Regions from separate parts of the Homo sapiens genome. Here region 2 is linked to region 1. A link is a loop called in an ENCODE intact Hi-C map of the cell type or tissue named here. Cell type or tissue: mammary epithelial cell. All regions are shown on one strand. Each heading gives the region's core, and the rest is flanking DNA. Links, peaks and the distances in the headings are about the cores only.

The links. Hi-C counts contacts between places; a loop is a spot of excess contacts. Peaks named below come from ENCODE experiments on the same cell type or tissue, not always from the same donor. Only the 100,000 strongest peaks of a DNase experiment are listed, where the experiment ranks them.
Region 2: it touches region 1 in a loop (7-fold over the local background); 5 of 110 quality-filtered maps call a loop at or near these places.

What each region holds. Positions count from the first base shown.
Region 1 is chr10:502,884-519,351 of GRCh38, forward strand. All of the region lies in intron 1 of DIP2C (disco interacting protein 2 homolog C), which reads right to left. Among named protein-coding and RNA genes, the nearest start is that of DIP2C-AS2, 120 kb to the right of the region's middle. RefSeq lists enhancers at 4,074-4,653, 11,632-12,132. In mammary epithelial cell, for the core only: a CTCF peak has its summit at 8,308 (motif pointing right); a DNase peak (open chromatin) is centred at 8,348.
Region 2 is chr10:1,063,724-1,079,039 of GRCh38, forward strand. WDR37 (WD repeat domain 37) reads left to right here. Exons shown (of 14, transcript NM_014023.4): 2 at 8,393-8,570; 3 at 14,184-14,280. The coding sequence starts at 8,433. Among named protein-coding and RNA genes, the nearest start is that of WDR37, 15 kb to the left of the region's middle. In mammary epithelial cell, for the core only: CTCF peaks have their summits at 10,533 and 11,470 (motif pointing left); no DNase peak of the experiment used is centred there.

The DNA of each region.
Region 1 (16,468 bases), core at 4,309-12,308:
CTCTCCACGTTGACCAACAGACTTACCACAACTCCAACATAAATCCCGCCAGGACACTGACCTGCGGACTTACCACAATTCCAGCATAAATCCTGGCAGGACACCGACCTGCAGACTTATTACAATTCCAGCATAAATTCCGCCAGAACACTAACCTGCGGACTTACCACAATTCCAACATAAATTCCGCCAAGACGCCTACCTGCAGACTTACCACGATTCCAACATAAATCCCGCCAGGACACTGACCTGCGGACTTACCACAATTCCAACATAAATTCCGCCAGGATGCCTACCTGCAGACTTACCACGATTCCAACATAAATCCCGCCAGGACACCGACCTGCGGACTTATCATGATTCCAACATAAATCCTGCCAGGACTTTCTGTAGATGCAGACAAGCTAAAAGTTACATGAAAGGGAAAGAAACAGGACAATAAACGTTCCAATTTAAAAACTGGCAAAGATCGAACAGACACTTCAATGAAGTGGATGGACATAATAAGCACTCGGAAACTAAAAGAACTGACCACAAAAGAGAGTGGCAGTGCTACTATACATAAATTTAACAAGCAAAATAAAACTACAAGGGAGAAACAAATGGAACCAAGGGCTACAAAGATGTATCTTAAAGCTGGCGGAAAACCATGGAAGTGTTCCTAGCCTCTTTCTCTGAGAGCACCACCTGACCATCCAGGAGTCGTCACTGACAGACCCAAAACCAGTGGGTGCTAACCACAGCTTCCACCCTGAGAGGGAAGAGTCATTTGAAGAACATCCAGCAATATTCCTTCGGCTCTTACCCCTCTGCTGTGCCAAACACCGAGTTAACGTTTGCTGGCCTCTATATGCACACTGAGGTCTGCATTTGTAACCGCATTTTTACATCTTTCAGGACAGGACAATCCTCCTTTGTCCCCTATGGTTTTCATCACGGTTCTATATACACCTGAAAATCTCTGCCGCCTACATCAGACGTTTTGTCTAAACCCATTACTGTGACTTACCCTAAATTTACAACCATTGATTTCAATTCCAAGTCCAAAGACTCATTTCCACAGTAATTATTTTACTCAGAAATTAAATTCCAGATTCCTGATCACACTTAAAGTCAACTGCTTTCAACTTCTGGGTTATAGATACAACTGGTCTAATTCTGTAACCTGAGAGGATTTCATGGAAATACTCTCTCTTCATCTCACGACACACACAGGTGGTAACTGCAGCCTTCAACCTAACTGCCTTCCTAACCAGAGCATGAAAGAGCAATAAAGAGTATTTATCCCCATCTCCTTGGGCTGGAGACCCACAGCGTATCAATCACTGTCAAATCACTGTTGTGCAAAAATCAGTTCCAACGCCCTGTGGAGAATAAAGGCCACGCTGGAAGAGGCACGCAAGGGAAACAGCCGTCTGCCATGGGGCTCCCACCCCCGAGACGGCAAATCCATGCAGGCGTGCCGAGGCTGGCCACCCGCTGATACCCTGCTACCATGGAACTATTCCAGGCACGAACTACCTGGAAGTCCTGGGAGAGAAACCCAGCACACAATGTTGCCGTCAGACCTGCAGGTGTGATCCCTAGCACAGCCACCTTAGGCCGGGAGAGCGAGGATGGGACTCAGAAGCTGCAAGATGACCATGCAGAGAAGCACCCACGGCTCCGTGACCAAGTCTGACCATGCAGAGAAGCACCCACGGCTCCATGACCAAGTCTGACCATGGAGAGAAGCACCCACGGGCTCCGTGTCCAAGTCACAAGTGACAAGATGAGACGCTTCCCGTGTTCCCATGTTCTGTCACTTTAACACTAAAAATTTAGTACATCTTACTGTTTCCTAAGAAAGCATAAGGCCTGAGTAGCAGGTGGCCGCTAACCTGGTTCTTTTCAGCTTCATAACAGAAGGCAATAGCTATATAAACCAAATCGCACTATGGCTGCATCACGGCTTTCATTGCATGTCAAACCCTCAGCTCCAGCGGTGCTGACCCCGTCATACTCAGAGAAGAGGTGAGCTCTTCAATCTCCATTTCTCAACACTCCAAGCTGTTTCCATATGAGCTCATGTGACTCTCAGTGCTAGGTTCGTTCATTCATTCATTCATTCATTCAGCAAAACCGCCGTGAACCCGCGGGATCCCCACCCTGCCCTCCAAGGGATACTATTCTGATGGGACCTGTGTCCACACCCATATTACTGCAGCCCAGCACCCTTCCCGGAACCGTGTGCATCTCCCCAAAAGAAAACTGTACAGAAAACGGCAACGGGTCCAGTCATGTTCCGAGGAGCAATTCCAATTGCTGATGTTTTAAGGCAACAGACTAATAACCGGCACCTCATCAACACAGAGTCACTAACTTCCCAGCAGTGTCTCTAGTCCCTCTACAAGGATATACAGATATACACGCAGGAGCTATCTTAGGAGGCAACAAGACGCTCTTCAGGAAACAGGAGAAAGCAAAACATTTGAGGAACGGACAGGGGCATCTCCACCTTCTACTGCCACAATTTGTGTGTTAGTGATCAAGCCAAGGTTCTCAACCTTTCCAATCTATTAACCCCCTGCCTGAGGCTCTCGACTGATCCCCAGCTGTACTTCCTGGCAATAAACAACCTGCCCAGCTGTGATTCCTGTGTGCACCTGACACCAGGGAGATGGAGCTGCCTGCCCAGCGGTGCTTCCTGTGGGTGCCCCTGACCCCACAGGAGATGGGGACCACCTGCCCAGCTATATTCCCTCTGTGGGCACCTGACACCAGGGAGATGGAGCCACCTGCCCAGCTGTGCTTCCTGTGGGTGCCCCTGACGCCACAGGAGATGGGGACCACCTGCCCAGCTATATTTCCTCTGGGTGCACCTGACACCAGGGAGACAGAGCTGCCTGCCCAGCTGTGCTTCCTGTGGGTGCCCCTGACACCACAGGAGATGGGGACCACCTGCCCAGCCATATTTCCTCTGGGCGCACCTGACAACAGTAGGATGCTGCATGTGCCTACACTGACAGCTACAGCATCATCTCCTGCTGTAAAAACTCCCTTTCAGAGGTAACAGGACAATGGGGCAGGTTTTCTCCTGGAGAAGTAAAGAAGCTGAGAAATCCAGGGGATTAGGAACGCAGGTGACAAAAGGAGGTTGTGACATCTACACGATGTCACATTTGGCAGCACAAGGGAGTGCTGGTATGTGCTGCTAGGTACTGTTATTCCCAGAACCACCTCACACTGCATGGCATTGACATGCTTCCCATGCTCGTTACCCTTCGGAAGACACATTTAAATAACCTTGACTTGCTGGGATGCAGCTGGAGAGAGATGCCTGGAGACCACCAGCCCAGAGTCAAGGCTCCATTTTCTCCTGCTTGCAGGACTTCTGCATGAAGCTAAGGCATCCAAATGTGCATAAGATTTATGAAGAGCAGACAAGCTGCATGACATCTTCTGAGAGGGAAGCTGTGCCATGTCAGGGGTTGGGACAGCAGCAGCAAGGGGGATCAGCCCAAGGCCTGGGGAGAGGCAGTTGGGAAATCTCAGTGTGTGTAGCCCTGGGGTCTGAGGCTTTCAACTGTCCATGTGGCTCCCACAGCTCAAGTCCAGCGTGTGGTCATGACCCAGGGCAGGGCCACTCACAGAGCACAGTTCATCTCAAATGTGATGGGGACGCTGAATGATACGCCAACGTACCAGAATAGAATCCCCAGTACTCACATGCAGAAGGCACTCCCAGCAACACGCATGCCTACACCACCCTGCACCAAGGGGCTGGGCACTCCTGCAGTCTGCAGCTGCCTCCTATCCCCCAACACACAGTGGCCTCCCGGGACAACATTCTATTTGCCGGCCACAGCCTGGAGCCCCCAAAGCACGGAGGAGGGGCTTAGCGAGCCACGCAACGTTCCCACCTCACACCCAGGAAACGAGCCCCTCACTGAAGTGGGTCCTGCACCCGCCAGCTGTGCATGATCAGAGGTGTGAGGTTATGGACATGGTCACACACTGTGCACAGAGGTGTGAGGTCACAGACCTGGTCACCCACTGTGCATGATCAGAGGTGTGAGGGCATGGACCCGGTCAACCACTGTGCAAGACGAGAGGCGTGTGGTCAAGGACCTGGTCACCCACTGTGCACGATAAGAGGTGTGAGGTCACGGACCCGGTCACCCATTGTGCACGATAAGAGGTGTGAGGTCACAGACCCGGTCACCCGCTGTGCACGATGAGAGGTATGCGAGGTTAGGGACCTGGTCACCCACTGTGCAGTCAGAGCCATGCGACGTTACAGACCTGGTCACCAGCTGTGCCCAATCAGAAGCTTTTGAGGTTAGGGACCTGGTCACCCGCTGTGCACAGAGGCGTGAGGTTACGGACCTGGTCACCCGCTGTGTCCAATCAGAGACGTATGAGGTTACAGACCTAGTCACCAGCTGCACACAATCAGAAGCTTTCAAGGTTAGGGACCTGGTCACCCGCTGTGTCCAACCAGAGCTGTGCGAGGTTACAGACCTAGTCACCAGCTGTGCCCAATCAGAAGCTTTTGAGGTTAGGGACCTGGTCACCCGCTATGCACAGAGGCGTGAGGTTACGGACTTGGTCACTCGCTGTGCACTATCAGAGGTGTGTGAGGTTAGGGACCCGGTCACCCGCTGTGTCCAATCAGAGGCGTGCGAGGTTAGGGACTGTGTGCGCGGTGACGGACCTGGTCATCAGCCAAGATTCCTGATGTTTCCAGTGTCATCTCAGCTTCCTTCAAAACTTGAAATCTTTAGATATTTCCCAAAAGCTCGTCCGTCTTTGAAAACGATACATATGCGCACAGGTGAGTTTGTTCCCGCACATTCCTTTCAGTACTGACGATTGAAGATCGAAGGTTAGAGCATTCCAGCCCAGTGCCCATGTCCCACCCCATCTGTGAAAACCTGAGCACAATCAGAGGCTGCAGACAATCTCTGCATCATCCTCAGAAACTGTTCCTGACCATTCACCTGAGGCCACCAAGTTTAAATGAGGGGCCCAAGTTTTAAAAGACAGGAGAAGACTTTTCCACAATCTTTTTCTGAAGACAGAGTCCATGCGTTGTATCATCAGCACCATTTGTGCCTGTCCTGGTCAGGAAGAGCTGCAACCACGTCTCTGTGCTCTTCCAGTGCAGGGTGCTGCCCTTCCCTCCCTTTCCAAGCACAGAGCAGCTCCTGATGACCCAGCACCTCTGCTCAGCCACCTTCCCCCAACGCCTTCCTCCCTCACGCCACAGAGGAGCTCGTGCAGCCAGGCTTTCTGGCTCACCACCGCGATTCAGTCACTTACACCCTCATTCCAGGCTGAAAATCTCTTCTGAAAATATCCAAATCTTACCCATGTCAGGCTCCATCTTTTCCCCAGAGCCCCTCACCCACTCCAGAGCAGCATCTCCGGTGCCCGTGCAGCCTGGGCGCAGATCCACAGGCTCAGAGTGCCCAGGCCCTCAGCCCCTCCATGTGTGCCCTTACTCCCTTGCTCCCCAGCGTTAATGCCCCCATCCTCGATTTCCTGGTAGGCAAAAGGGGGTTAATTCTAACAGTGCTTACCTAACTGGATAATTTCATACCGCATCCGGCCCAGCATACTGCCTTGATAAATGACAGGTCCTGCTGCACTGTTACCATTGTGCTGGTTCCGGATTTCCTGTGAGCCGCTAAGCTCTTCGCAGCAAAGACCACTCAATGGTCTGGTCCAGGACTCTCTGGGATGGATGGATGGGTGAGTGGCTGATGGACAAGTGTGATGCTGAATGGGATCATGCAAAGCTGGCCCCACGTATTTTGGTCAACGTAAGAAAAAAGCCTCCCATGTTTGCTTGCTGCCACCCTAACCGCAGCGTCCAGAAGAAGCCACTTAAAGGCAACTGTACCGCACATACAGGAGATGGCGAGACGAGACTGGCTGGAGATGGGAAGTTGTGTACTACTGATCAGGGCTGCATGACCCAAAAAAGGCATCACTCGAAAACACGGCTGTTCCAACAGCAGTGCTGGAAGGCGGCCACTCTGACCCGACCGTCCACCTCCAGGGTCAGCCACCTGGCACCTCTTGGATGTCTCATCCTGGGCACCCCTTCACAGAGTAAATGAGCCTTTTAACTTCAGCCTGTCCTCGCTAGAACACTGACTCCCACCTCCCATGTCCTGAACCGGCCTGTTCCAGGGACTGCTGTGGACAGACGAGCAGGCCCAAGATATCTAGTGGCATTTCCTGGCAAGGACACTCACGATGCTTGACCATACAACTAGGGGTCGATTGGTTTTTTAGACTGACTGTAATTCCCTGGTGGCACGCGTGGATACTGATTCACCCGGGGAGGGGCATAGAGGAGACTGAAGGAAAACCCGTCCTAACCGCGCCAGGTATTCCCGCACGCACCGATATCTTCAGACTTCTGCAGCATCCTCCTCCTACAGACAAACTGAAGCTCAGAGACACTAAGGAGCTTGTCCAAGACCAGCAACAAGTATGTGAGCAGCTGGGATTCAACCAGGTCCTTCCCTGGATCCATCCGCGCTGCTCCCCCTCCCACCCCGAGGCAGCTCCAGATGGACACAGCAGGTCGGAACATCCCACACCCCAAAGACAGACTACGGAGCAGAGCCGGCTTCCGCAGCGGAAACTCACACACAGCCCATTCCCATTCTTGCCGAATATCTCAGGGACTCTGTGCGGTAAGGGCTGCAGGTGTGACCTCACTCTGCGCCAGGAGATCCGGGTGGTAGGCAGTGTTTTGGAGGGTGCTCGTCCAGACGAGAGAGAGGCATCTAAGGGGGCTCATAAGCAGATCCATGAGACACAGGACACCTCAGAGAAGGGCCGACAAACCCCACAAAGTCGCTCCCATCCTGGAGAGCAGCTTGGAGAGGACGGGGCGCCGCAGTCTCCTCCCAGCCCACGCTTCGGCATGGAGAGCAGCTTGGAGAGGACAGGGCCGCCGCAGTCTCCTCCCAACCCACGCTTCAGATGGGTCTCGCTGCAGCCTGTGGTGCTCATCAGGCTAAGCAGCAAGAGGAAGCTTCCCAGGGCAGGAGTTCTCCTTTCACAGCAAAAGTGGCACAGGCAATGCAGCAGGGCTACTTCAGCCCAGGGCTCAGGAACCACGGGGTGCAGCGCGGCCTGCAGCAAACCAGACACATCAGAAGCCAAGGTCCCACTTTAACATTCAGTGACATCGAACGGAGGGAGTTATCTGTAGCAATCGCCTTCCTGGGGGACCCGTACAACACGCATGACCACTGAAACTGACTGAGTCCCTTCTAGGTCCTGGGGGCTACCCCACTTTACACTCATTGGTTCCATTCACAAATCTATGTGGGGCAGTTGTTAGCCCCAGTTTAGAGATGAGGAAAATGCTGCTTGGAGAAACTAAATGATAAAACCAGACTTCAACACACCTTGCCGTCTCCAAGACCCCTGCTCTGTGTCCTAGGGTCTCAGGGGCTGGGTATTCGGCATTTTAAGTGACTAATCATAGGCAGTTTTCTTCTCTCCTGCACCTATATTTAGCCTGAACGTGCACGTACATGCTCAGCTGCAGGTGCACTGCCGTATGTGGACCAGCAACGCTCTTTCCCGCCTGGGGTTCTCGTGACCACCTTCCGGAAAGCTCTCGCCTGCTTTACAGCCGTGCCAGGCAGGCCTGGGCAGCCGCACAGTGAAATTACTGCAGGGTCAGAGCCAAGTGCTGGCTGAGATTTTAACAGCGAAGACAGCAGAGCAATGGGGATAAGCTGAACAAAACTCTATTGCAGCACAGACGGAAATCTAGAAGCAAAAGAAGCTGACACCCCTGAGAGAGCAGCTGACTGCATCTCACTGTGACGTTAACAGCAGCCTGCTGTTTCCAGCGCCTCCGTGTGCCGGGGTTTCCAGTCAGCATTTGTGTTTATCTGCTCTTGAGCTGCCTGATCAAACCTCCGTAAAGATCAGGGATATCTAAATTGACCCAATATCTGCATGCTGGCTGCTCAGAGCTGGTGGTGTGGGACAGCCAGGACATCACTTAGTCATACGGGGGCACAAACATGTCACTTGCCACTCATGTCTTTATCTCATTAAAACCTATTTTCTCCTGAATATTGACCACAGCAAAGTCTATTAGCCTTCGAGATGCAGTTGAAACATCGACGTGCTTTGTTCAAGAGGTTTAAGACACACGTAAGTCTTTCTTGCCATGCTCAATACACACAGCCGTTTCTGAAGTCGGTGTTTCTGGAACAAAAGCCTTGGCCTGCCCCAGTGAACATTCACGCTGAACACACTGTCGCGATGCTGCTTGGCCAGCCAGCAGGGGGCAGGAGAGAGCAGCAGGTGCCAGCGTGGAGTTCCTGCAAACTCGCCTCAATCAAGGGCGGTGTGTCCTGCCAATCCAGCGGCTTCCTCCAAGGGGAAGCGGCCTCTTCAGCTGCCACAGCACTGATTTCAGGCGGCTCAGCCAATGGGGCAACAGATTCAACAGAGTTCCATGTCGTTAAAGGAAAACTTCTGTTACCAGGCAACCTTAATATCAGATTCAACGTAAAATAACCAACAAGATTGTTTCCAAACCAAGGTGCTACTAGTGCCTTATCCTTCAATGCTGCTTAAACACGGAGAAGTATGAGGAAAAAAGAACATAGCATTTACTTCTTAAAAAATAACACGTCTTCCAGGTTCATTTTACCCATAAAGACTTAGAACTGTGGCTTCCCTAGAGGAACGTGGTGGGAGGTGGATCCCGACACTGACCCAGCCTCCCCCCACAAGTCAGTCACCCCTCCACGGGGTTCACACCTCTCCAGGCCCTGTCACCTCAACAATGAAGGGTGGCGGCTCCGAGCTCTCTTCACAGGGAGCACCGAACAGGAGCTAGAGAGAGACACAGACACACCCACAACCGCTTAAAAATCCTGAAATGCAATACATATTTAAGGACTTCATTATTAGTTTTTCAAAACTGTAAGAACAAAGTGAGCCTGGCTTTAACCTGTGTGACACGATAACACCGTGTATATCTGTCCTTTACTGTCTGTTCCTTCTCCAGCTGCTGCTGCCTGGCTGGCCGACTGCGGGAGAAGAGCCTCTGGTACTCCCGGGAGGCCCTCGGTAAAAGCGTGAGCACCACAATCACCTCTCAGGACACCGCACACGTTAGGGTCGCCCACAGACGGCCGTTCCCAGTGCCTTCTTACAAAGGCATGAACGGGCCTCCTGCTCTTTGTAAATGTCAACCTTCCTAAGCAATGTCGTGTTGACAATTTTTAACTGCAGTCCACCTATACTTCTTTGTTTCTGTCTTGTTTTTATCCTAGAGGCATATTATTATGGAAAATTAAATTTGCAAGGTTGAAGCGTTTTTTAAAGTTGACTTCTAATCCTGGAAGGGAAAAAAATGGGCCAGATGTGGTGCTCACACCTGTAATCCCAGCAGTTTGGGAGGCTGAGGCAGGCAGATTGCTTGAGCCCAGGAGCTCAAGACCAGCCTGGGAAACATGGCAAAACCCTGTCTCTACTAAAAATAAAAAATAAAAATAAAAATAAAAAATTAGCTGGGCGTGGTGATATGTATCTAGTCCCAGCTACTCAGGGTGCTGAGGTGGGAGGATCACCTGAGAGGTGATCACCCAGGAGGTGAAGGCTGCAGTCAGCCAAGATTTGCGTTGCTGCACTCCAGCCTGGGCGACAGAGTGAGACCCCATCTCAAAAAACAAAAAGCAAAAACAACTGTATACATCATTATAGAAAGGAGCTGGCCGGGCAGTGGCTCACGCCTGGAATCCCAGCACTTTGGAAGGTCGGGGTGGGCAGATCACCTGAGGTCAGGAGTTTGAGACCAGCCTGGCCAATATGGCAAAACCCCATCTCTAATAAAAACACAAAAATTAGCCAGGCATGATGGTGGGTGCCTGTAATCCCAGCTACTAGGGAGGCTGAGGGAGGAGAATCACTTCAGCCTGGGAGGTGGAAGTTGCAGTGAGCCGAGATTGCGCCACTGTACTCCACTCCAGCCTGGGTGACAACAGCGAGACCCCACTTCAGGAAAAAAAAAAAAAAAAAAAAAAGGGAGCTAATGTTTTTCATTTAAGGGAAGGGAGAAGAACATTCAGTATTTATACATCTCACGCACACATCTGCAGTGGGGCCCTAAAGTATTCAAGATACACATTCCTACAAATATAGCTCAAAACTACTCACCAAGTTTCATGCTAAAAGCACATGCATTTTAAGAGTGCTACATTATATTTTTTAAGCATCTGTATCCAATATTTTAGCATACTGGCAGTTTTCCCTTCAGGTGCTGTATGCCTAAATTATTACATGTTTAGTCGTTCATGTTAGAATTTATGACTCGCTTTAGACAAAAGAAATAAACATAAGCTACTAAATTAATGACTTAGGGGAAAAGTTACTACAATAACTTAGAAGTCAAACTTTGCAAACTGAATTTGTTGGACCATGTAAGCCAGATGATCAGTTTTTAAAATTGTTTGTCGCGTGTTTCCCTCAAGGACGGAAGTCTCCCCTTTACTCTCATCCACTGCATGCTGCAGCCCGCACCTCTCATCCACCACAGCACACTGCGGCCCGCGCCTCTCCTCCACCGCGCCACACCACGGCCCGTGGCTCTCGTCCACCACAGCACACCGCAGCCCATGCTTCTTGTCCACCGTGCCACACCGCGGTCCACTGCGCCACACTGCAGCCTGCAATTCACCCTGTACCACGCCTTCCACACCTTACCTGAAAGTCACTAAGTATAACCAAGAAGGAAATGAAAAGTAGATAAATGACCTCCACCCCCACCCCATGTCCAGCCTGCACATGTTTAAACATTCATCAAAGTAAAACCAAAAACTCACGTTAGCTCACGATTGTAACTGGTAGAATCATGTGCATGGCAATTTTAAAAGTCTCATTAAGTAAAAACCTAATCGAACCTCTCAAGAAATACAAAGTTTATACAAAAAGACATCTGCAAACATCGACAGTGAGGAAAGGACTTCACTCACCATCCAGCCTGTCCTGGAAGCCACGGCCAAATGCCAGGTTGTATAGATCCAAAAAGCAGAAAAAACAGTGCTGAAATGTGTACAGTCTTGGCAATGTACAAATTCAGATGTAGGATGCTCAGAAACCTTGAATTTCCAATCAGAGAACAGGAACATGAGCAAGTTCCCCAGCAGTGCCCACCTTCTGCCTATAGCATGTGTAACAGGAATGCTGGCCACCTCGGGGGGACAGAGGCTTCCTGGTGCATTCGCCCTGCCAGCCGCACAGCTGGCCCCACCACAAACACCTGCTAATACTGAAGAACCACCCCCCTTCCTTGGGCTTTGCTCACTCTAGCCAGGAGAGCGTATTTACACAGTGCATTATCGACTCAGTTCTCGTTCAATACGTCAAGCTTGTTGAAGGCATGGCAACCCCACTCCTGGCCCAATTAAGTGAACTGAGCAGAACAAATGCCCCCAGTTCGACGGCACTCAGTCACAACAGCAACGGCCACCATTCACAGGGTGCTGGCTTCGTGCCGGGAACAGTTCCAGGCGTCTTCTTTGTCCGAGGAATTTACACTGCAACCCTGCAGGGCCGTTCGCAATGTTCACCAGAGGGTTCTGAGGCAGCCAAGTCCAGGCTGTCTGTGGGCCTCACCGCATGGCCGTCCGTGTCCCCCTGCAGACCAGACCTCACTCCAAGGACCGCGGGTTCCAGGGCTGCCTTGAGGCACATGCTCCCTTCGCCACCTCCTCCTGGCCCCTGACACCGACCCTCACCACTGCTGCCAACACCGTATTTCCTCATGGCTCCTGAGGGACCTGGTCTTTCTGCACGTCCCTGCTCCCTGCGTCCGGCTTGGAGGATGCCCGTATCAACGCCAACATTCACGTAATCACCACCCCCCTTCCATGGGGGGCTTTATGCCTAGGAGTCTCAATATCAGAATGTCGGATTCCTGTGCTTGGAGGATTTATTCCCACTGTGGAAGTGAAGGGGGTAAAATTCTAGGTGCCTGCAATAACCTCATTTCTGTAGCTAAGCAACTTCAGTAGTAGCAAAAAACAAGCTTTTTTTAACTTCTTTTATACAAGCTAAAAACAATTTTTACGTCCACGTTCTCATCAGCTCCCACCTGGTGAGCAGGCAGATAGTAATTTTCAGAAAAACAAATTGTTCCATAATTTTAACACTTAGTGTTATCACTATTAAGAATTATAAACGTTAATTACATAACTATCCAAAATGCCTCAGGGAAAAAAATGTCATCCAATTGGTTCTTTAAAGTGTTACAAATGCAGCTGAGTTTTAATAGTAACTTGTCCATAATTGTCAAAAGAATCTTTAAAAATCTTAATACTGAAAGAATAACCATAAATGGATATAAAATACAAAGCAGAAGAGTTAACATTTGAGGTAGATTGTGGCCTATATTTTTAACATATGCATAGTTATTTACCTAGCTGAAGTACATCCCTCTCCTCCTAGGCTCTTCCAAGCTGATTTTCAAACATAGACTGGCTTTTGGTTCATGAAGGCAGATTTAAAAGATGTCAGGATCGGGCCGGGTGCAGTGGCTCACACCTTTAATCCCAGCACTTTGGGAGGCCAAAGTGGGCCAATCACTTGAGGTAAGGAGTTCAAGACCAGCCTGGCCAATATGGCAAAACCCTGTCTCTACTAAAAATTTTTGTAATTAGCCAAGCGTGGTGGCATACACTAATAATCCCGCTACTCAAGAGGCTGAGGCAGGAAGAACTGCCTGAACCCGGGAGGCAGAGGTTGCGGTGAGCCAAGATCGCATCACTGCACTCCAGCCTGGGCAACAGAGTGAGACTGTCTCTCAAAAAAATAAAAATAAAAATAAGAAAGCCTTCAGAAAAAGCTATGAGCACCGCCCCCACCCAACCCAAGCAATCACACGGCAATGGTTATCACCTGATTTTCACACAATAGATAAAATTCTATTCTCGTCTCTAAACACTATGGTAAACACCTGCCATCAACCCACAGAAACTCCTGGGACCCAATAACACTGAACTAGCAAGATTAACAGGCCACACACGGAGAGTTTAGCTGCAGAAAGTGATGGCACTAAGAATATGTCTGTGCTCAAACCAGATTCCTTGCTTTCGGGGTGAAGGGGCTTCCCCAGGAAGATCTAGTCCAGTGGGATGGTTTCCACTTCCACGACGAGAGGAAACGAGGGGGTTTCCTGAAGCCACTGGCATGACTTGGGTCTCTGTACCTTTGTCCTCCATCCTGTTATGGGATGAGGGTGGGCTGAAGGCAGGTTCTCCCTACATCTTCCGGGCAGGAAAGATGGAGCTGACAAGCAGATGACAGCTTTTCCAAAATGTTCCCACGTTTATAACCTGTTGTTGACCTGCTTTCCCTGGAGATCAGTGAAGTGGCATCATTGATTCTCTTCCATTAGGGACAACCGGGCAGTATGGGAGGCGGGGGAGAGGAGGGGGGGGATGGGGAGGGGAAGGAGGGGATGGGGGGGAAGGGAGGGGATGGGGGGGAAGGGAGGGGATGGGGGGGAAGGGAGGGGAAAGGGGGGGAAGGGAGGGGAAAGGGGGGGAAGGGAGGGGAAAGGGGGGGAAGGGAGGGGAAAGGGGGGAAGGGAGGGGAAAGGGGGGGAAGGGAGGGGAAAGGGGGGGAAGGGAGGGGAAAGGGGGGAAGGGAGGGGAAAGGGGGGGAAGGGAGGGGAAAGGGGGGGAAGGGAGGGGAAAGGGGGGGAAGGGAGGGGAAAGGGGGGGAAGGGAGGGGAAAGGGGGGAAGGGAGGGGAAAGGGGGGGAAGGGAGGGGAAAGGGGGGGAAGGGAGGGGAAAGGGGGGGAAGGGAGGGGAAAGGGGGAGGGGGTGGGGGGGGACAGGGGGTAGGGTGGGGGGGGACAGGGGGTTGGGGGGGACGGGGTAGGGTGGGGGGGGGACAGGGGGTAGGGTGGGAGGGGGGACAGGGGGATGGGGGAGGGGGATGCGCAGGTGCCTGCTGTGCATGGAACCCAAGCCCCTCGCAGAGCTCAGGATGAACCCAGTTTCCAGGCCCGGGGCCATCATCAGCCAGGAGAGGCATCCGCGGCACTTCCCAGCAATGGCCACAGGAAGTACCAACTCAGGCCCATCAGGGGCTTCCTCACTGTGGGGGTTTTTAAAAGTAGAGCACAGAGGTTCAGGTCTAGTGGCACAGTCAAACGTTGACAGACTCCATGGAAACACGGACTTGGCCCCTCCATCCCACCAGCCTGCATGGCCGCCCCTCTCCGCTCCCATCATACACATCCCCATCCAGCCAAGCCCCTTCTCCTTTTCCCTTCTCCATTTCTCCACTGGATTCATCAAATCAAACCTTGCTGTCCTTGGCAAATGTACCATGAATTTACTTACTGCCCAGAACAAAAGCACACTTCCAGTTAACATGACACCCCCACTATGGTAGAACACAGCCCTAATTCAGACATTAGGTGAAGGAACAAGGGAGGGGAGTCGAGGGCAGTCCTGAGTCAGCAGCTGTTTTCTGGGGAAAGCCTCTGGCCCACCCAAGCCCGACGCTCCGCCCCACACTGTCCTGGTGTCTGAAAGCTCCATGAAGACAGGGTCACTCTGACCCCTTCACACCCACAACGCCGAAGAGGAGCAGGTGTTTGGGAAAAGCCTCCTGCTGGCGGTGAAGGCAAGAATAATTCCTCATGATACCCAGAATGTCAGAAGAAAAGAAGGCACCATATGGACGCCTTCCAAGTGAATTTTGGAATGATTCTACCGAATGCCATTCATCCTTTTTCAGAACAAAATCAATACCAGAAACGTGTCACCAGCAGAAAGATGGTCCCTTTGATTGACGGCTTACAAACACAAGTATGTTACACTGAATTTATCTCAAGCCACCCTCTCTGTGATAATATAAAAGGTCTCTTTATTAACAACCAGTAGCCTTTCTCATCTGGTGCTTTTTAACAAGAGGGTCCTGTAACCCTCAGGCATTGTCTAAACGTCAAATGGAAGCCTAGGATCCTCTTCTGTGCAGTTTCACCACAAAGTATTTTGACTTGAGCCAAATCATGCTATTCCTACACCTCCACAGGAAACTCAACGTTTCATCAAGGAAAGGCAGCATGATTTCTGCTAGGCAGTTTGGTGGGGTGGGCGTGGGGTTGAGGGAACATCACATGGAAAGCACACCCCGATATCACCAGCCTGACAGCCACACTGGCCAGCAAGTCCTGGTCAGCTCGGTCTCTGCACAGTCACAGGCATGAGGCCTGGAGGGCGGACACCCAGTGCTGCTGACCACCCCAAGGTCATGGCCTCTGCCTCTTCTCTGCTGACCCGTCAGTTCCAAGCTTCTGGCAACACCACCTGCTGCCCCTGCTGCCTGACTGACTCCTTCGTGAAAAGCGGCGTTGCCAGGATAGCTTATGAGTACAACTGCCAGGAAAGCAGCTCCGATTGATGCTGAAACCCTGCTCTTGCACCGCTGGCAGCTCCCCTGGCCCTGATGTGTACGCACTTGCAGCTCTGACCTTGCTCAGTGTCCACACAGGCTTTCCCCCAGAAACGCACAGGTTGAAATCCTCACCCCCAACGTGACAGTGTCAGGAGGTCTTTGGGAGGTGATGAGTTCCCGAAGCTGGAGCCCCATGAATGGGGTTTGTGCCTCAGAAAGGGGCCCAGCAACTCTCTTGCCCTCCCACTGTGTCAGGGCCAGAGAGAAGGCGTGTGCCAACCAGGAAGGGGCCCACACCAGAACCCACCCATGCTGCACCCTCATGCCACCTTCCACCCTCCAGAACTGTGAGAAACAAATTCCTGTTGTTTAGAGGCCAGTCAATGGTGTTTTGTTACAGCAGCCTTAGCTGCCTGAGACGACAATGCTCACCGTCCTACAGAGATGGCTACTCCCCTCTTCCAGAAAGAGGTTTAATTAAAATCCCTGTCTCTCCTCACCGCCACCACAGATCCCACCTCCAGCAGTTACTAGGATTAAAGGAAAAGGAGGATCATTTTAGACCAGCCCCTCGACGTCAGTCTGAAGCCTGTAACTTTGCCCACTTCCATGGTGGCCGTGTCAAACTCCCCATGCCAGCTCTGCATCTGCACTGGGTCCCAGGCTCTGCACAGACTCCTCCAGCTGTCCATCCAGCACACCCATTTCCCCTTCTGCTTTGCAGATTGTCCTTCAACATCCAACCCCCACCTGCAGCCCAAGGGCTTCCGATCCAGCCATTAGGGGTGAGCCCAGCTGTGCACTGGAGTCCTTGGCTCAGGTAACCCAGGCCTAAGCCGCTGGCACCAACGATCTCCTGGCTGCAGGGTCTGCACAGCCACTAGCTGCCCCGGCCACACCAGGGCCCAGGAGGGAAGGCAGAGGAAGCTGTGAAGCTGCCAACAGCTGTAAGGGGACAGGGGAGCCCCTGGGATGAGGTGGATGCCATGGAAGGAAATTCAGAGAAAGACCCCCGGGGGCT
Region 2 (15,316 bases), core at 6,967-14,966, 560 kb after region 1:
AGGGAGCAGCACGGAGGCAGCCCTGATTCAGCCTTGGTGGTGGGAGTGGAAGTTCGGCAGGAGGCTGAACTTTCCTTCTCATGCAGGGGTCCGTGGAGGCTGAGTGGGAATCTCAACTTCCACCTCACCGTCCACATCCACCTGGCAGAGGCCTGCTCTAACAGAAGACTTACATCAGATCCTGAGTCTGATGTCAGGATTTCAATGGAAAATCACTCATAGGAAAATCTCAACCTCAGTAAGAAAAGACCACTGATGCCAACGTAGAGATGACACAGAGTTTAGAATTATTTGACAAGGACCTTAAAGCAGCGATTGTAGAAATGCTTCAATAACCAATTAACATTCGAGACAAACGACAAATAGCCTCAGGAAGAAAATACAGGATGTAAAAAAGAAACACAAAATTTCAAAAGTGAAAAATAGAATATGTGAAATAAATTCAGTGGATGGCTTAGCAGCAGAAAGGAGAGGACAGACAAAAGAAGCTGTCAATTTGAAGATAGAACAATAGAAGTTACCCAATCTGAACAGCAGAGAGAAAATAGACTGGAAAAAAGTGAGCAGAGCCTCAGGGGCCCGTGGGACTTTAACAGAAGATGCAACATCTGTCATCAGAGGTCTAGAAAGAGAGAAGGACGGGGTGGGGGGAAAACGTGTCTGAAGAAATCACTGCTGTATGTTTCCTAAACTTGGCAAGCCATACACCTTCAGACGTAAGAAGCAGCATAAACCCAGAGAAGATAAACACAAAGATGCTAAGACACATCCAGGCCAACTTCTGAAAACTGAAGACAGAAGCATAGTAAGAGAGATACCACTTGACCTGTAGTGGGAAACAATTTGAGTGACAATGGATCTTTTTTTTTTTTTTTTTTTTTTTTTTTTTTGAGATGGAATCTTGCTCTGTCACCCAGGCTGGAGTGCAGTGGTGTGATCTCAGCTCACTACAACCTCTGCCTCCCAGGTTCAAGCAGTTCTGCCCTAGCCTCCCAAGTAGCTGGGATTACAGGCATGCCACATCACGCCTGGCTAGTTTTGTATTTTTAGTAGAGACGGGGTTTCACCATGTTAGCCAGGCTGGTCTTGAACTCCTGACCTCAGGTGATCTGCCCGCCTCGGCCTCCCTCACGCTTGCTGGAATTACAGTCATGAGCCACTGTGCCTGGCCTGACAGTGGATCTTATCAGAAATTGTGGAGGGCATAAGGAAGTGGCAGGACATTTTTTTCAGGTGCTGAAGGAAAAGGACTATCAACTCAGAATTTTATATCAAGTGAAAACTTCCTTCACATGATTTATCTCCAGCTGACCTACTCTATGAAAATAACAAATAAAGGAAATTCTCCAAACAGAAAGGAAATGACAAAAGAAATGTGGGAACATCAGGAGGGAAGAACAAAGAATGGACAGCAAAAATATCGGTCAATTTAGTATTCGTTTATTTTCTAAATTGTGTTTGGAATTTGAAGCATAACCGTGGTGTGGTTCTCAGTGTATGTGTAGGAAATATTTGTGATTACGTTATAAATGGGGAAAGGTAAAGAAGCATAGAGGAAAGTAAGATTTGTATACTTTATGTGAACTGGTAAAATGTTGATAATCAGTAGACTACAATAAGCTGTAAATGTATAATGTAAAACCTAGAGCTACCACTAAAAAGTTATACAAAACAGGCAAACTCAGAAATACTGTAGGTAAATAAATATGAAATTATAAAAAATGTTTACCCCACGAGAAGGCAAAAAAGAGAATAGAGGGAGAGAGAATGAATGATACACCATGAACAAGTGCAGTTTATTTTGTGGCTACAAGGTTGGATCAATGTTTGAAAGTCATGAGTGTAATTGGTCCTGTCAGTAGGTAAAAAAAAAAAGCTACTAGGAAAAAAACATGATAGAATTCAGCACTCATTCGTGAAAGAAACTCAGAAAATGAATGATAGAGGGAAACGTTTTCAACTTGATAAACAGCACCTACAAAAAAATCTATAGCTGGCATCAAAGTTAATGGTGAAACACAATATTTTCACCCGAATATTCAGGGCAAAGCAAGGGTGTTTGCTGTCACTATAGTAATTTAAGATAGTACTGGAATTTCTAGCCAAATCAATAAGGTAGTAAAAGGAAATAGAAGGCTTACAAACCACAAAGGAAGAAATAAAACTGTCCTTTTTTTTTTTAGATGACTTAATAGTTGACATAGAAAATCCCAAGGAATCCACAAAAAATCTTGAACTTTAGGTTCAGCAAGAATGTACACGTTTAATACATAAAATCCAGTTGTATTTATACTAGCAATTAACGTGGAAACCAAAATAAAAGTACAGTATCATTTAAACTTACACAAAAAATAAAAAGAGAGATGTTAGTCTAAAATGGAGAAAAGATATGTAGGACTTTTTTTTTTTAGAAACGGAGTCTTGCTCTGTCACCCAGGTTGGAGTGCAGTGGCGCGATCTTGGCTCACTGCAACCTCCGCCTCCCGGGTTGATGCCATTCTCCTGCCTCAGCCTCCTGAGTATCTGGGACTACAGGTGCCTGCCACCACGCCCTGCTAATTTTTTGTATTTTTTAGTAGAGACGGGGTTTCACCGTGTTAGCTAGGATGGTCTCGAAGTCCTGACCTTGTGATCCGTCCACCTTGACCTCCCAAAGTGCTGGGATTATAGGCGTGAGCCACCTCGCCCAGCCCGATACTAGGACTAATGCAGAAAAAACCTTGACATGGAGGAAAGTAAGATCTAAATAAATACTGTATTCATAGATTAAAAGACTCAGCATAATAAATATACCATTTCTCCCCAGATTGATGTACAGATTTAACACAATTCCTATCAAGATCCCAGCAAGATTTTTGTAGATATGTAAAAGATTATTCAAAAATGTAAAAGGAAGGACAAAGGACTAGAATAGATAAAACAAAATGGAGAAAGATTTAATAGGAATCACTGTAACTGATTTTAAGACATACAGAACAATAATAGAAACTGCTTGTATTAGTCCATTTTCACGCTGCTGATAAAGACATACCTGAGATTGGGCAATTTACAAAGGAAAGAGGTTTATTGGACTTACAGTTCCACATGGCTGGGGAGGCCTCACAATCATGGCAGAAGGCAAAGAGGAGCGAGTCACATTCTGCGTGGATGGCGGCAGGCAGAGAGGGAGAGCTTGTGCAGGAAAACTCCCCCTTATAGAACCATCAGATCTTGTGAGACTTACTATCACGAGAACAGCACGGGAAAGACCTGCCCCTCCATGATTCAGTTACCTCCCACTGGGTCCCTCCCACAACACATTGGAATTCAAGATGAGATTTAGCTGGGGACATAGCCAAACCATATCACTGCCGTTGGTGGAAGGATAAATATGTAGATCGGTGGAACAGAATAGAGAACCAAGAAATAACCCCACACAAGTACAGTGAGTTGATTTTTTGACAAAAGTCCAAAGCAGTTCAATCTAGGATGGATCATCTTCAACAAATGAGGCTGGGATAATTGGATACACAGGTGAAAACAAACAACAAAAAAACCTTGACTTAAATTTTACACCTTATAAAAAGGTCAGTACCATATAGGTAATAAATTTAGATGTGAAACAGAAAACTATAAAAAATTCAGGAGAAACAGGAGAAAATGTTTGGCCCCTAGGGATTCATGAAAAGTTCTTGTCATGACTTTAAAAGTGTGATGCATAGAAAAAATTATCAACATTAAAGAAGTGTTGCTTCATGAAAAACTCTTAGAATGAAGAGCAACAGATTGGGAGAAATGATTTGCAGCTTAACCTATGTGACATATAATTCATACTATAGAGTATGTAAAGAACTCTTAAATCTCAACAGTAAAAAACCCGAATAATACTGTTAGAAAATGGGTGTGAAGAGACACCTCACTGAAGAGGATATGTGGATGACAAGCACATGAAAAGATAGTGTCACTAGCCATCAGGGAAATGCAAATTAAGATCACAGTGAGATATTACACACCTAACGGAACAGCTAAATAAAAAAGTAGTGACAAAGGGATGCCTGCACTTGCAGGTATACACAGCACTGTTCACAATAGCAAAGGTATGGAATCAACCTAAGTGCCTGTTGACGGATGACTAGATAAATAAAATGTGGTGCGCACACACACACACACTCTGCAATACCATTCAGCCATAAGAAGAATGAAATTATGCCATTCGCAGCAACATGGATGGAACCAGAGGCCATTATTTTAAGTGAAATAAGCCAGGCACAAAAAGTCATGTCTCATGTTCTCACATGTGGGAGCTAAAAAATGTGAACACATGGAGGTAAACAGTGGAAAAATAGATAGATAATAGAGACCGGGAAGGGTGTGAGTCGGGGGCGGAGGGAGGATGAGAAGAGAGTTAAAAGGTACAAACATGCAGTATGATAGAAGGAATACATTCAGTGTTTGACAGCAGAGTAGGGTGACTATCCTTAAGAAAGCAGTATCTTAGGCCGGGCGCGGTGGCTGACGCCTGTAATCCCAGCACTTTGGGAGGCTGAGGCGGGTGGATCATGAGGTCAGGAGATGGAGACCATCCTGGTTAACACTGTGAAACCCCGTCTCTACTAAAAATACAAAAAATTAGCCGGGCGTGGTGGCGGGCGCCTGAGGCAGGAGAATGGCGTGAACCCGGGAGGCGGAGGTTGCAGTGAGCCGAGATTGAGCCACTGCACTCCAGCCTGGGCGACAGCGAGACTCTGTCTCAAAAAAACAAAAAAACAAACAGTGTTTTACTGGGGTGGTGGACACCCTAAATAGCCTGTCTTGATGACTGTGTTGTATACCTGGCACAAAATTTCTCATGTATGACAAATTTTCATAAAAGAGTAATGACAATACCAAATGCTGGTGAGGATGTGGATAACTGAATCTCTCATGTGTTCCTGATGATAATGTAGAATGAAACAGCCACCCTGGAAAATACTGATAGTTTGACACTCTTAGAAAAAAACCACAAAAACTAAACATGATTAAACATAAGCAATTCTGTTTCCAGGTATACCCAAGAGAAATAAAAGTATACACATACAAGAAATTTGCACTTTAACCTTCATAATAACCTAAAATATGGAAACAACCAAATGTCTGTCAGTTGTATTTGGCAATAAAAGGGAATACATTACCACTATGCTACAACATAGATGGACTTTGAAATCGTTGTGCTAAGTGAAAGAAGCTGGTTGTCACAGACCAGAGCGTATGTTGTATGATTCCATTTTTATGAAATGGCCAGAACAGGCAGATTCATATGGAGAGAAAGTAAATTAGTGGTTGCCTAGGGCTAGCTGGGAAGTGGGTGGGAGAAATGAGGAGTGAGGGCAAATAGGTGTGGGGCTTCGTTTTGGGGTGATAAAAATGTACAGTTGATTGTGGTAATGATCGCACAACTTCCTGAGTATACTGAGAGCCATTGAATTGTGCACTTTAAATAGGTGTCTTACATGGTGTGTGAATCGTATATCAAGATTTTTTTTAAAGCTAAATATACATTTACCCTGTGACTGAGCAGCCTTATTCTTGGGCTGTTTATCCAAAAGAAATGAGAACTTAGGTTCACATAAAACCCTGTATATTATTGTTCATGGCAACTTTATTAGTAATAGTAAAAAAATTGGAAAGAATATATATATATATATATATTTTTTTTTTTTTTTTTTGCAGCAGGTGAATGGTTAAACAAATGGTTAAATGTCCATACTGTGGACACTAGCTAGTAATAAAAAGGAAAAAACTGTTGATACATGCAGAAAATTGGTTGGATCGTAACCATTAAATTGAGTGGAAAAAAGAATCTCAAAAAGGGTAACTGCTCTTTGATCATATTTACATAACAGTCTCAAAATGACAAAATTGTAGAGATGGTTACAGATTAATGGTTATCAGGAGTTGAGGGATGGTGCCAGGGAGTTGGGGTAACTAATGGGTAGTGTGGGTGATCTGTATGGTGAGTGGAGTGTTTTGTATCTTGAACATGTGGCACCTAAAGGAATTTATATATGTAACAGAATGACAACTATACACACATTATACTAATGTCAGTTTGTTGGTTTAGTGAAATTAACTAACAAATTAACAGATTGTACTGTAATGATGTAAGATGTAACCACTGGGGAAATATGGACCATCTTTGCAACTTCCTGTGAATCTGCAGTTATTTCAAAATACAAAGTTGAGGCCAGGCACAATAGCTCACATCTGTAATCCTAGCACTTTGGGAGGCTGAGGTGGGTGGATCACCTGAGGTCAGGAGTTCGAGACCAACCTGGTCAACGTGGCGAAACCCTGTCTCTAATAAAAATACAAAAATTAGCTGGGCATGGTGGTGCATGCCTATAGTCCCAGTTACTCTGGAGGCTGAGGCACGAGATTCTTGCTTGAACCTGGGGGATGGAGGTTGCAGTGAGCTGAGATCGTGCAACTCCACTCCAGCCTAGGAGACAGAGCAAGACTCTGTCTCAAAAAAAAAAAAAAAAAAATTGGGAACTTCATAACTCACATGACTGTTTTGGTTGAGAGTTACTAGAAGCTTGTGATTAAGTTAAAGCTTTTAAAAACTGTCCTAAATAATAGGCAAACTGTCTTCCAGTTTTCTAACATTTTTGGGTTATGCTTGGCTTTTAAAAAAGTTTTAATAACAAAATTTATATATGAGAGTTCTGCATAGTATGTAAGAAACAGGAAACAAAGCTAAACTGTATATACTCACATTCATATTTAGAAAGACATTTAGAAGAGATATTTAGAAAAATGCTACGACTTCCTTGAATTCTAAGGTTAAATATGTTGATTTCTACTGTTTTATTTATAATATTAAAAATAAATGAAGTGAATTTTTATAAGTGACAATATTTTCTCTTAGAAAAATATTTTCATCCTTGGTATTTAGGATTATAATTAGAATGCTTAATAAACTGAATAGGAAAGATCTTGTTTATGTTATTAATAACCTTTATGGAAGACACTCTAAATTTTTTGTGAATACATTTCATCTCTGTTAAGAATACTCTCTTCTATGTGTAGATAAACTTATTTTTCAAAACAGGCTGACTTGTTTAAAAAGAAGGGAACGCTAGTGATTTTAAAATATTGTAGAAAAGGAATCATTCTATAACAAAGTAAGGAGGTGTTAGGGCTATTGAGTAAGTGAGAGCCATTTGGAAGGAAAGGAGTAGCATTTCAGGGATGTGTGTCTGCACCTGGTAATGTCTAAGGAGTTGATAATGAAGAGGGCTGGGCACACCAGAAATAAGGTCTTGCCTTGAGGCTCAGGCTATTGCTGTTGCGTAAGTCACCATTGTAACTGTCTACTTGGAATTTAGATGTTTACGTAGTCCTTATGTGTATTTTAAAGGTTAGCGTATTTTTCCTTTACGCTGATATATTCACAGAACCATCCCCTGCTCTTGGGACTTGGGCCAGTCTTTTCTCTAAAAGAAGATGATGGAGGCATGTTGGCGTCTGGGAGGTCGTGGGCGTGTCCTGCTTTGCCTTTGACTGCATATGGGTCAGGCATTCTTTGACAGTGAGGTGCTGAGCTGGCCTGATGATAGGATTGTGTTCATGGGAGGAGGGATCAGTAATAGCAAAAAATCAGCAGGTAATGTTCAAAATAGCAAAATCTGTAGTTGAAGAAAGAAGATATGTGTGTAAATATATTACCTAAGATTGTAGTAAGTAACGTAGTGATATAATTGGGAGGAAGGATGGATAATAACAGGGAATGAGTAGAAAATGCCCAAAGTGGGTAAATCATAATATTTAAATTAGAGATTTGAATAACTTAATCACATGTGGTTAGTTTGAATTGAGATATGCTGTAAATATACACGCTGAATTTCAAAGAGGTAATCATAAAATATCCCATTGTTTTTTATGTTGACTATAAAATATTTTAAACGTATTGGGTTAAGTAAATCATTAAAAGTAATTTCATATGCTTTTATTTTTAAAAATGTGGACACTGGAAAATTTACATCCATGACTTGCATTATATTCCTATTGGACAGCATGAGTCTAGAATGTGTAGTCTAGAATATGCAATTAACATTGGTTCCCTCGGGGGAGTAGACTGTGCCTGGGGAATTCCGTTGGGTTAAGGGAGAGCAATTTTTTTTTTAAATTTTAAACCTCTTTTTTGCCATTTGATACTTAAGATGTTAATGAAATTTGATAAAGAAATTACTTCTTTAATAAAGGCTGTGGTCCCTACCTTAAAACATCTTAATTTGTCATATTCCAAATTATATAGTTAATGTTAACTATAGTAAGGAAGCTTGTAATTAGAAGTCATCATTATCTTCTTCACTGTTTTTCTTTTGTTTCAACTCGCTGTATCAGAAACACTGTTTTTTCTTGCTGTTTTTAGCTTATTGCAGGAGTGACCAGGACACTACCTCCTAGAAGTAATGCCCACAGAAAGCGCAAGTTGTTCGACTGCTCGCCAAACAAAACAGAAGCGCAAATCCCATAGCCTTTCTATACGAAGAACTAACAGCTCGGAGCAGGAGAGGACGGGACTGCCAAGAGACATGTTAGAAGGACAAGTAAGCTACGATTGATTAGGGCCTTATTGATTGATTGATTTTTGAGACAGAGTTTCGCTCGTTTCCCCGGCTGGAGTGCGATGGTGCGATCTCCGCTCACAACCTCCACCTCCTGGGTGGAAGTGATTCTCCTGCCTCAGCCTACTGAGTAGCTGGGATTAGAGGCATGTGCCACCATGCCCGGCTGATTTTGTATTTTTAGTAGAGACAGGGTTTCACCATGTTGGTCAGGCTCATCTCGAACTCCTAACCTCAGGTGATCCACCTGTCTCGCCCTCCCAAAGTGTTAGGATTACAGGCGTGAGCCACCGGCCCCGGGATCAAGGCCTTATTTTAAAGATGGTGATTGTGTCTGTGACGTTATAAAAGTAGCCAAATATATAAAGGTCTCCAAAGTAAAAAAAAAAGGGTTGGGTTACTAAGAAGAAAGATCACCCCTCCCAAATTCCCCCAAAATAAACTCATTAAAACTTCTATCAAATACAACAGCATACACAGATGGGTTAGCATATGTATACTAAGTAATAACAAATCAAAGTGGGTATGAGAGTTGGGATTAGTTTTATTCTTTGTACAGGCTTGCGGACAGTACAATTCTGGGTTTTCTGTCTCTAACAGTCTCAAGAAAAGAAGAGTATCATATCCTTTTAATGATCTCTTTCTGTTCTCTGAAGAGTTTTTGGAATCAGATCTTTTAGTGACTTTGCTTAGGTTTATCCTTGTCTCTGCCGCCATGAGTATGTCATTCTTGGATTAAAATGAACTAATTATTTTTGATAAAGATAAGTTTTGCTTATACTTTTTCTAGTTCATTTATAGCTGATGAAATTCTGTCAGAATTTTTAAAGAGTGTTGTGAAGTCTAGACGCAGTATATTTATATTAAAATAAGCTCTAGATATATCTAATATATGGTTATATATGTATATAACTATATGTAAACTTACAACCATTCCTTCACAATTAGAACAAATTCATCAGCCATAATGCTGTAGGAAGATAAAGCTTAAACCTGAGAAATTGGCTTCTGTGAATATTGGATTTTGTTAGGACCATGTGGGTAACTTTATGCCAGGACTTCGAGGCCGGGACCTCTACACTGAATACAGCAGTGTGAACCCAGAATCCGACATGACTGTTGCCACGAAGAGGATCTTTACCTCAAATTAGATGATTATGCATTGAATAAATAAACCAGTACCTGGTTCTAATTTCTATAAAAAGTGATTACATTTTAACTTAGTGTTCAAAAAAATTACAAAAATAGCTTTGGTATTCTTAGTGTATTACTTTGCTAGGACTCCCATAACATAATGCCACAGACTGGGTAGCTTAACAGACTGGGCAGCTTAAACAACAGACATTTATTTTCTCATGGTCCTTCCAGGCAGCTGGAAGTCCTAGATCAAGGTGTGAGCAGGGCTAGTTCCTCCTGAGGCCTCTGTCTGTGGCTCGCCGACACCATCTTCTCCCTGTGTCCTCACAGAGTTGTCCCTCTCTGCGTGTCTTGTCCTAGTCTCTTCTTACAAGGACCCCTGTCATACTGGAGGGCCTTCCTTTATGACCTCATTTTACTCTCACCACCTCTTTCAGGGCCCTGCTTCCAAACACAGTCGCATGCTGAGGTCCTGGGCCTGTGGACCCCGTTCAACACAGCACTTAGGAGACAGCAGAGCTATGCGGCAGGACTCCTGTGGTGGGGGCAGTGTCTGTATCTGTATCTGCTGTCTGATGTGGGAACCACCAGTCACGTGGCTGCTGAGCACTTGAAATGTAGCCAGTGTCCCGGGACATGAGATTTTAATTTTTAAAACTTTTAATTACATTGAAATTTACATAGTCAGATGTGGCAAGTGGCTACCCTATTGGACAGTGTGAGTAAGCAGTCCAAGATAGGTTTTCCTAATTTGTAGGTTCACGTACATTTCTAGCAGTGGAAACCCTGCAGCCTCCCCTGCTGGCATGTTCTAGAGTTGTCTCCTGCCTGGGGTGAAAGTGTTCTTTTCTGGGCCCTGAATGCCCATTCTCCTTTGTGACACAGCAGAGGCGGTGACTGCATCTCATGGTAACCCTCACGAAGGTAGCTCAGAGGTCTCCAAGCCGCACGGCCTCGTCCTCTGCTCCACCTTTGGCCTGTGTCTCCCACGCTCGCTCCCTAGACGGAGCTCATTTGTTCAATGAGCAGTGATTCGGAGTGGGACCGGTCAGCATGTTCTGTAAGTGGCCCCCGTGAGGTGCTCTGCCTTCCCCCTGCCCTGGGCGGGAGAGGTGAGTGGCCCCCGTGAGGTGCTCTGCCTTCCCCCTGCCGTGGGCGGGAGAGAGCTGTGGTGTCTGCCGCACGCGTTTGGCATGGTAGGTGTGAGGGGGGCGATCTCAGAACAGGGAGGTGTTGATTAACGTAGGAGTGGGCTCGTTCTAGACAGTGTAGAGTGACGCCCTTTCAGTTGTTGAGGAGCAGCAATATAGAAGAGAGGGCAGATGAGTCTGAGGGAGACATCGTGTTAGGTTTAACTTTATACATCTCAGATTTGCCAGTCTGAAGTAGTTTAGAAAGCCAGGTTCGCGCAGGCGCAGGAGGTCTGTCGTTGCCGAGAACTGCGACGTCCACGTGCACACAGTGCTGGCTGCGGCCTGAAGAGCTGGCTGCTTCCCGCACGTGCGTGCAGGTGCTTTCAGGTGTGTGTTGGTGTCGATGTGATGGAAGAAATTCATTTAAAAGCTTTGCTGAGTCACGGCAGTAGTGTCTTGAGTTTTCTCAAGTGGTACCAAAAGTTCAACAACTCGTTTGAGAGTCTGTGAAATTGAATGGCACAGAAAGGGAGAACTGATGGAAAAGGTTGAAAGTCATTTTGTAAGCGCGCTCTTCCTGGGCTCAAGTTGCCCTCTAGTGGGACAAGTCCTCATTTCTCTGTGCATTTAGTTTCTTGATTATAAAGTGAGGTTAATGCTGACTTCTCAGCTTTCTTTTCCATAGCAATTCCTTTTTTTTTTTTTTTTTTAAATTTATACTTTAAGTTCTGGGGTACATGTGCACAACGAGCAGGTTTGTTACGTAGGTATACATGTGCCAAGGTGGTTTGCTGCACCCATCAACCTGTCACCTACATAAGGCATTTCTCCTAATGCTATCCTTCCCCCAGCCCCCCAACGCCCCGACAGGCCCCGGTGTGTGATATTCCCCTCCCTGTGTCCATGTGTTAGCAACTACTTTTATATTAATATGCACTTAATATTCAAGTATATATGACATGATGTAATTAGTTGCTGAACAATAAGAGCCTTAAAACATGATGGGTATAGATGAGTAGGAACTGATTCTGTAGGAGGAGATTGGCCTTGTGTAGGAGTCAGAAGGGCTTTTGGGGAGGGATGCTTGTGGGGAGGGATGTTCACAGAGTGGGAATGGGGCGTGCAGAGGCCACAGGGCAGGGAAAATACTAATAGTGATTCTCAGTTCAGCACAAGCTTATGTTTCATAGTTATTGGAACTTCTTTTTTTTTTTTTTTGAGACGGAGTCTCGCTCCGTTGTCCAGGCTAGAGTGCGGTACTGATCTTGGCTCACTGCAACCTCTACCTCCTGGGTTCTAGCGATTCTCATGCCTCAGCCTCCCAAATAGCTGGGATTACAGGTGCCTGCCACCACTCCTGGTTAATTTTTGTATTTTTAGTAGAGACGAAGTTTAACCATGTTGGCCAGGCTGGTCTCGAACTCCTGACTTCAGGTGATCTGCCCACCTTGGCCTCCCAAAGTGCTGGGATTACAGGCGTGAGCCACTGTGCCTGGCTGGGATGTCCTTTTTGATGGCCTAGTTTTAATTTTTATAGTTACATTTTCCTTTCTTTTTTTTTCCGTGTTCTTCATTGGTTTTAGAAGGATGTTTAGAGGCTATAGTACCAATTCAGTAGATTCAGTATTTAAAGTAGTATATATATGTGGGTGTGCGTGTGTGTGTGTGGTTTGTAAAATTTTTGTGAGAAATCTGTGATAACTGTAAAACTCACATTGCTAAAATGCTGTCATTTTTCCCTAAAATTTCTGTCTTTTAAGTTGATCTCAGAAGGATTTAATAAATATAGTGCATCTTTTTAAAAAGTTTACAACTCGGCCACGCGCGGTGGCTCATGCCTGTAATCCTAGAGCTTTGGGAGACCGAGGTGGGCAGATCATGAGGTCAGGAGATTGAGATCATCCTGGCTAACACTGTGAAACCATGTCTTAACTGAAAATACAAAAAATTAGCTGAGTGTGGTGGTGGGCACCTGTAGTCCCAGCTACTCAGGAGGCTGAGGCAGGAGAATGGCACGAACCTGGGAGGCGGAGCTTGCAGTGAGCCAAGATCGCGCCACTGCACTCCAGCCTGGGTGACAGAGCGAGACTCCATCTCAAAAAAAAAAAAAAAAGTTTACGACTCATCAGAATAAAAAAGTTTATGCTATATGTAAATTTGAAAAGTCCCATTAAGTATCAGCCAGGCACAGTGGCTCACGCCTGTAATTCCAGCACTTTGGGAGGCTGAGGCGGGCGGATCATGAGGTCAGGAGATTGACACCATCCTGGCCAGCATGTGTGGTGGCGCACGCCTATAGTCCCAGCTACTGGGGAGGCTGTGGCAGGAGAATTGCTTGAACCTGGGAGGCGGAGCTTGCAGTGAGCCGAGACCACACCATTGCACTCCAGCCTGGGTGACAGAGCGAGACTCTGTCTCGAAAAAAAAAAAAAAAAGGTAAGTATTGAAACACTATTTTAGAAATATTTGATGGGGATTTTTTTGAAAATTACTCTGGGTGTTGGGAGTAGGGGACACATACCAAATAGTGCATAGGCCATGCCCTCAGGGAGGTTGGAGTGGCACATGGCTGTATCTAGCAGGCTCCTGTTGACTGGTGGGTCCAAGCAGTGAGTGCCTGTGATATGTTTGGTGCTCAGGACCTGCTTACTTGCTGGACCACACTTGACAATGTAGCTCCTTCCCTTCGCCTTCCCAGGGGTGCGGGAAACACACAGGCATGAAGAGCGTGGCCTGGGCAGGAAATAAAAAGTTAATGTTTTCACTCAATTAATAGACATTTGGCTCTTTTTTGTGAAATTTTTCTTTTTTTCCTCTTCACAACACTCTTTTAGGTGTTATGTCGAGTGATGGGAGAGTGACTGTGCTTTTGCTTAAAGTGCAGTGGGTGTGGCGGGAACTCTGCAAAGGTGCCTCTTCCATGAGGGTCTAGCAGATTAAAATACTTGTAGGATAGCGTATGATGGCACTCAGAGGCTGTTTATAATAGTTCATTTATGGGAGCTGCCGCCTTTCTCTCCAAATTTGGAAGTTTTAAAATAAGGTAGGCTTATGTCCTCTCTTGTAAAGGGAAAAATTGTGTTATTTTGAAGGAGTGTTTATTTTCAAATCCCATATCATACTAGGTAGCCATTTATACAATTTGATTTATAGTCTCCTTGGCAGAAATTTGGAACTTTAAACTCTTTAAGCATTTTATATATAAAAATATGTAATAATACAAAATAAGAGTTTACAATAAAAGATAATTCACTTTGGAAAAAGCATATTTGTACTTAGAGTTTTTCATTCATTCATTCATTTTAAACAAAGTCTTCTTCTGCAGGATTCTAAACTGCCTTCCTCGGTTCGCAGTACACTTCTGGAACTGTTTGGTCAAATAGAAAGAGAATTTGAAAACCTTTATATCGAAAACTTAGAATGTGAGTATCTCCTATTTTAATATACTTTTATAGCTTTACCTATCCATAGTCAAATTTATGAATAGACATTCATCACTATATTAGTTTTCTGTTCTGCTGTAGCAAACTTAAACTTATTTTAGTGGCTTAAACTAACACAGATTTGTCATCTTGCAGTTCTGTGGGTCTGGTATAATTCCCACGAGGACTCCGTCTCAAAAGTAAATAAATAAAAATAAAAAATAAAAAATACATGGATCTTATCATTTTCCCTACACCAAGTACACCATAAATTGAGAAAACATTGATTTACTTTTTTATTAATATACCATCATTTGAAAATTGATGCATATACTATATCTGACTTATTAAAGACAAATCAAAACAATTTTGAATTAGCTTGGCTTTAATTTATCTTTTTTTTATTTTGGAAGTAATGGCCATATGTGCTTAAAAATTTATCAGACAGTATAAAAAGAAATCTACCATTACCCCTCAAGCCCATCGCACTCTTCAAAGGAAGACATTTTCTGCATGTTTTTGCTTTTGGTTCTTTTGGTGGTTAGTCCTGTGAATGTAAGTAATCATCTTCTGGTTTTAGATCTATCCGCTTTAGTGTTAATGCTTCACAGTGAAATAAACAGGTCCTTTGCGCTGCTCTATTACTTTCCAGTTTTTCTCCTTCAGGGTTTGTGTTTGTAAAATTTATATATATAAAGACAGGGTCTCACTGTGTTGCCCAGGCTGGTCTCAAACCCCTGGGCTTAAGTGGTCTTCCCACCTTGGCCTCCCAAAGTGCTGGGATTATAGGTGTGAGCCACCACACCCAAACTATAAAATTTGTACTAGACAAATGTAACTACAATCAAGTCTTTCATGCTTTATCTACAGGTTGATTCCAAAGGTTGAATACTAACAAAGAGCATTTCCATTGTTAAGCTGTTTTTCACTCTGTAACTAAGTGGTGTGGTTGGATGAATAATGAAGAGAATATAATCCTCTGTCATTTAAACTTTGCTTTTGGAAATTTTAATGTTAATACTGGATTCTCCTTTTT